Regions from separate parts of the Homo sapiens genome. Here region 2 is linked to region 1. Evidence: chromatin loops called from intact Hi-C (ENCODE). Cell type or tissue: PC-9. All regions are shown on one strand. Links, peaks and the distances in the headings refer to the core of each region. The heading gives the core; the rest is flanking DNA. Region 1 overlaps SYT6 (synaptotagmin 6). Region 2 has its middle 5.3 kb from the start of SYT6.

Region 1 (2,914 bases), core at 201-2,700:
CTGCAGAGATAATTAAAGCTTTCTTAACTCTCTCTCTCTCTCTCTCTCTCTCTCTGTGTGTGTGTGTGTGTGTGTGTGTGTGTGAGAATGAGGTGCTCTGACTGGGCCATTTCTGTGTGCTTCAGCCATTTTTCACACTGAAAATCATATTATGTTAGCAGCGAAAGAGGCAGTGTGCAGAATATGTCCTTACTGCCAAGAACCCATGGTCATGCATTATTAGCAATTTGTCTGGGAGCTGACAGTACAGCTAAAAATCTGATACTGCTTTAGCTTTGAGCTGTCTCCTTTGTTTTTCATTCTTCCTATGGGCATTTGCACCTGACTTGTGGAGAGGTAGAGGTGTGAGCAGACCCTTCTGGGCTTCTGCAACCCCTTTCTCCTCCCCAGTTCTCCTAGGTCACAGACTGCCTCCTATCAGCCTGACTCTAACCCTTCTGTGAAAGGGGTGATGTAATGAGGCGTAATGGAGTGAAGGACAGGGCTGAGGCTGGGTGGACTTGAACCATTCAATCCTTCTTTAACCAGTCATCGCTGCAGCAGTCATAACCCCAGCAATATTTACTGAGCAAAGATCTGACCCCATGAATATTCTTGACCTGCCTGGGGGCTTTATGTTAATAACTTCAAAGTGAGTCAGTGTCCACTGCTCACCCATCCTTGGAGTGGGCTGAAGAGACCCAGTACTGTCCTGGGTGTCTGCAGGACAGAGCTCCAGAGTTAAGAGGTAGGTAGGTGGTCAAGATGGCCTTCCTGACCTGGAAGTGCAGCCCCTTCTGCTTCTCATGAGCGTTGAGGGTCTCCACTATGGAGTGAGGGGGCTGAGTAGAAGCTGCTACTATGCATCATGCATACATGGAGGTTTGGGGTCGGGGGAGGATGTGGTTCTCCCTCAATACAGCCATTCCTAGAAGGGCCGAGCCACCTGAGGAATAGATCACTTTCTATCCAGCATCACCTGCGGAGTAGATGGGAAACCCATGAAGTTCAGGAAGGACCCAGACCTACTAAACTACCTTAATGCTTTCAATTCTAAGGAAAGCTTCTGTTACCCTTCTCTGGGCTCGGTTCTTCATGGGCTTCTTAGGACTCCCTGTTCAGGCCAGCTGAAGATCTTTATGACTAACCAAAGGCCAGACAATCAGGTACCGATGACCACCATTATGTGACCTAGACCTAAGCAATCTTAGCATGTCAGCACTGGAGGCAGGCTTGGAAGCTGATCCAGTCTAACCTTCTTGTTCTCGCAAATAAGAAAACAAAGACAGAGAAGTCAAGACACAGCTAGCTAGGGGCAGAGCCAGAACCCGAAACCAGGTCTCCTAACACCCAACCAAGTGTTCTTTCCACTCCATCCTGCTGCTATCTCAGCATCTGGCCACACTAGGGGAAGAAGGAGACAAAAGGTAATAAGCAACCTAACGTCTTTGGGTCCACACCAGGTACTTACTCCTAACTCCAGGTGGCAGTCTCTCTGCTTGCAGCATCCACGTGAATGAAATCACAACCGAGGGTTTCCCTGGTGAAATATTTTAGATAAATAAATGCCTGGTTGTTGAGGCCACTGTGGCTTCTGACTCAAGTGTTTCTTAACCAGAAGGTGACAACACATGATTACTAATGCTCTTATTTAACAGACCTTCATTTTAGGAGTTCTACTTTTCTGTTACAACCTTTACTGTTGGTGAAAGGTACATTATAATCACTGGCTTCTTCCCTGAGTAAGCATGCCACTTAAACAACCTGACTGATAGGCCAGGTCAGAGGAGAAAACATAAAAGGACTACACAGAGTGTCTTTCTTCCTTTATGTAACAGCCCAAAGAGTAGTAGCAGGGAGCATAACTGTTTATCTAGAACAAATGAAGAAGGAACACTGGCTCCCCTGCTAGTCTGAGTTTTCCTATGAAGATAAACAAAGGGAGGAGATGGGGTTTGTGGACAATGGAAAGGCGAATGATTCCAGGAGGCTTACAGTGGCTCTGAAATGGCAGCATACCTGTCCCCAGCACACAGGGAGATTATTGTTTCAGAATGCCTGTGTTCCAGTAAGGTCTTTTGTTGCTCTGAAATGGGTCACGTTCCAACAGAGATTTAACATCTCTGGCAGATGATCTGAACCCGGCCCCCGTAATAAAATGCCTTGGAGAAGAGCGCTGGTCAACTCTGTGTGTGGTAACAATGATGACACATGGCTCTGGGCTGAGAGGGAAGGGGGCTGGTGCTGCAGCTGGGAAAGGCCACTTGTGATGGCTCAATGAATTTTTATTTATGAAAGAATCCCAGCAGGGAAAGACACCTTTTCAGTTAATTTGTTCCCCTCAGCCTTATTTTGAGCCCCAAACAAGTGAGCAAGTATAATGCCCTCTGTTCTCATTAATAAAAAAGAAATGATCACAGCACTTGAAAATCCCTTAAGAAAGGTTCAAGATAAATACAGAGGGCTTTGCGGATATGATGCCATTTATCTTCCCAGGAGCTGGAGGAGATTTCTTTATGATTATACAAATGGGAGATACAAGTTTCAGGAGCAAAGTTCTTGCTCAATATCCAGAACGGGAACGAAAAGAAGGCAGGATGTGAGCTCTGAGGATGAGCGGGAGGATTGCCTCCAAGCACAATGCATCGCGTGGACACAAGGTGCTTACTTAATGTCAGCCCTGTGGGGGTTTACATGCATTTTAATAAAGATATTTAAACTGTGGGCGCTAAATGTGTCAGTGACAATTTTAAATAAACGTGAACTATGGAAATCCCAGGTTGCTGAGACGAGTGTCATTTTTAGCTTCTTGATATAGAGAATGATCAGCTGAGCAGAAAATGGCAGGATCGTGCGTGGGGGAGGGGGCATTCCTGGGAGCTTGGCCTGCAAGGTCAGGAAAAAAGTAAACCCAAAGGATATCAATTTATTCTCT
Region 2 (2,914 bases), core at 137-2,636, 65 kb after region 1:
TCATTATTTGGAATAAACTGTACTATGGATTCCCTATGGGGTTTCAGCCAGAACAGCTTTATCAGTATTTCCTGCAGATGACACTCTCTCCCCCAGCCCCCATACCAAGATAGCAAATCTAGCCAAAGCTGGGTGACTTCTGCAAATCATGCTGTCCCAAGCCATCATCAGAGTTTTCAGGGATTCCTCCTTACCTGAGAAGATGCAGAAGACGTTGCAGAGCTCAAGGTCAATGCCTAGGTGCTTTTTGAAAGCGTCCATTCTTGCTTTTATTCCAAGAAATATGCTTGGCAGTTCAAACATCCTGAACCAGGGTATATTTGCCTCTCTCCCATTCCTCCCCTATTTCAGCAGTCTCATCTCTGTTCTGTGCTCTCTGCTCAAGCACACAATATTCCACATCAGACTTGGGAAGACTGGACAATGTTTTCTGCATCCAGCCTGGCTTTGTGGACAAAAGCAGGCTGGAGTTCGGGGAAGCAGAGACAGGTTGAAGGTCAGAAGGCAGTATCATCCTTCAAACAACTTTAGAGCTAGGCCTAACCATGGTGGGTCGAGGTCTGTCTCCATTACTGAGAAGTGAAGATGATGTCAGAATGGAAGGGCTAGGAAGGGAGCCAAATAGTCCTCTTCTCACTGACCTTGTACAGAAGAAACAGCACGGCTTTGGAGTTGGACAGATCTGCGTTCAAATCCTGGGTCTGTTATTTACCAACTGGATTGCTTTAGGTGCTATACTTTAGCTCTCTGAACTTCAGCTTCCTCATTTGTAAAACGGGACATATAGGGCCTGCTTCACAGTGTACAAGGCAAGGATTACATGAGTTGGGTTAAATGGTGAAGGTACTGTGACTGATCCATGGCAAGTGTTAAATGATGGTTCCTGTCCCCTTTCTTCCTTTTTTCAGAATGTAGAGGAAAATTTAGCAGGTACACTATTCAGAGGTTAACCTGTATTCTTCCATGGGGCAAGTCTCTGCAAATTGTCCAGAAGGAATTTATCTCATGTAATTCTTACAAAAATACTGAGAGGCACAATGGGTGGATCCTAATCATCCATCTAGTAGATGAGGAGATTAAGTGACTGGTTCCTAGTCCACAAGGGAGGAGATGGCAGAGAACTGGAATTCAGGCCTTCAGACAGCAGATCAGCGCTCCTTCCTTCTTCACCATGCGGCAGAAAGATGGTGGGGATGTGAATACTTTTTCTTATTTTCTTACAAAAGGTTACAATATTTTAAAATTGCCTTTACAATAAATAAAAATTTAGAAATAAATTACAATGCAGTGAAAGATTTTTTCCTGTGCCTCTTTGCAATGCTCTTGGCTCTTTGACCTTAGCCATTTCAGTTGCCTCTTGGACCCAGTTACTGGTCTAGAGGAAAGATGGTGTCATTGATAAAATACGGGGTTGGGGCCAGACAGCTTCATGGCTCCATATGTGCTTGGTTGCTTCACTCTTGACAGAGGTAGGACTCCTCAGAGAGCAGCTTGGGGTGTCTCTGTGCCTGGACTGTGTCCTGTGGTCAGAGCCCTGCTTCCAGGAAAGGGCCAAGCCAAGATTCTTGTAAGACCAGGACTCCAAAGATTGGAGCTCTCCCCAAGGAGCCTGGAGAGAGTTTGCAATCTTAGGTCTCTGGCTGTTCCACTAATGAAAGGAAACCAGATAAAATGCCAAAACTAATTAAAACAACAAACCTGAAAAGGCCCTGTCAAAACTAGGAAGTCTTAATTCTTGATTTCAACAGAATTCAGGTAGGAAGAATCAACAGAGCATGCTTTGGGTCAGTGGACTGAAGCCCCCTACAGAACTGAGGTGTTGGAGTCCCTGGAGAGAACAAATCTGTTTACCAAATTCCAGCTTCCATCCATTTGGTAGAATAAAAATCCTTTTCTATCCCAGCCCCCAAGCCTTATATACATTTCTGCTGTTTGCTAGAGCCATAGTAATGGTTTTAATGAGTCAGCCCCCAACCTTTATTAATACTTCTCTACCTTTGTAAAGCATGGCACAGTTTACACAACAGTCTTACGTATGTTATCTCATTTCATACAACAACCCCAAGATTGGACAGTATTATTCTCATTTCACTGGTGAGGTCCCAGAGAGGCTAGAAATAACTGGCTCAGGATTCACAGCTAGTGAGTGGCCGAGCCAGAGCTCAAGTCTGTCTTTTCATGCCACTCGTTCACTCATTCAACATTTATTGAGGTCCTACTAAGACCCAGTCTGTGCCAGGCACATGGGATGCAATCCTGTGCTGTTTCCTGTATACAATGGCCTTCAGCCACACCACATACAGAGCCCTGAGCATATGGGCTCTGTCCTGAGGGAGTGCACACCATCAGTTGTGTAAAGAGGCTGTGTGTGAAATTGACTGAAAATGAGTTCTTTGACCTCCTTGATGCGCAGTTGCACAACCCACATGAACAGTGAAATTCTCTTCTGACATGATTCTCCCTGGATTTCCCTCCCTTTCTGTTTCTTTTACTTTCTCCTTTGCCTCCTGTCAACCCTCTGCTTTCTCCAGGGTTCAGCTCTCAGCTTTTCTTTCTCCTATCTCAGTGCTCTCTGAATGGTCTTATCCATTTATAGGGCTTCAGATACCAAACAATGCCAACATTAATAGTAATGGTAAACATTTACTGAGCACTTACTCTTTTCCAGGATCCATGCTGCTTGCTTAATAAGGGTTGCATAATTTAATCCTCACAACAATCCTATTATTGCCTTCAATTTGCAGGTACCAAATGATAGAGCCAGAATTTAAACCCATGCAGTCTCACTCCAGCGCCCACCCTAAGGATTTCCAATTCTGCATCTCTGACTCATCTATCTCTCCTTGCTTCTCCATGTGCATTTATAAATTCCTGTTCTGAACAACTTGACCCTAGACCTTCTGAATCCAATACA

The links. A loop is a pair of places that touch in the nucleus more often than their neighbours do. Peaks named below come from ENCODE experiments on the same cell type or tissue, not always from the same donor. Only the 100,000 strongest peaks of a DNase experiment are listed, where the experiment ranks them.
Region 2: it touches region 1 in a loop (10-fold over the local background); 4 of 110 quality-filtered maps call a loop at or near these places.

What each region holds. Positions count from the first base shown.
Region 1 is chr1:114,092,285-114,095,198 of GRCh38, forward strand. It overlaps SYT6 (synaptotagmin 6), which reads right to left. Exons shown (of 8, transcript NM_001253772.2): 7 at 1,451-1,519. The coding sequence ends at 1,502. Among named protein-coding and RNA genes, the nearest start is that of SYT6, 60 kb to the right of the region's middle. RefSeq lists an enhancer at 1-88. In PC-9, for the core only: CTCF peaks have their summits at 1,456 (motif pointing right) and 1,656; DNase peaks (open chromatin) are centred at 1,557 and 2,167; H3K27ac peaks cover 1,752 bases.
Region 2 is chr1:114,157,757-114,160,670 of GRCh38, forward strand. No RefSeq gene overlaps it. Among named protein-coding and RNA genes, the nearest start is that of SYT6, 5.3 kb to the left of the region's middle. In PC-9, for the core only: no CTCF peak of the experiment used is centred there; no DNase peak of the experiment used is centred there.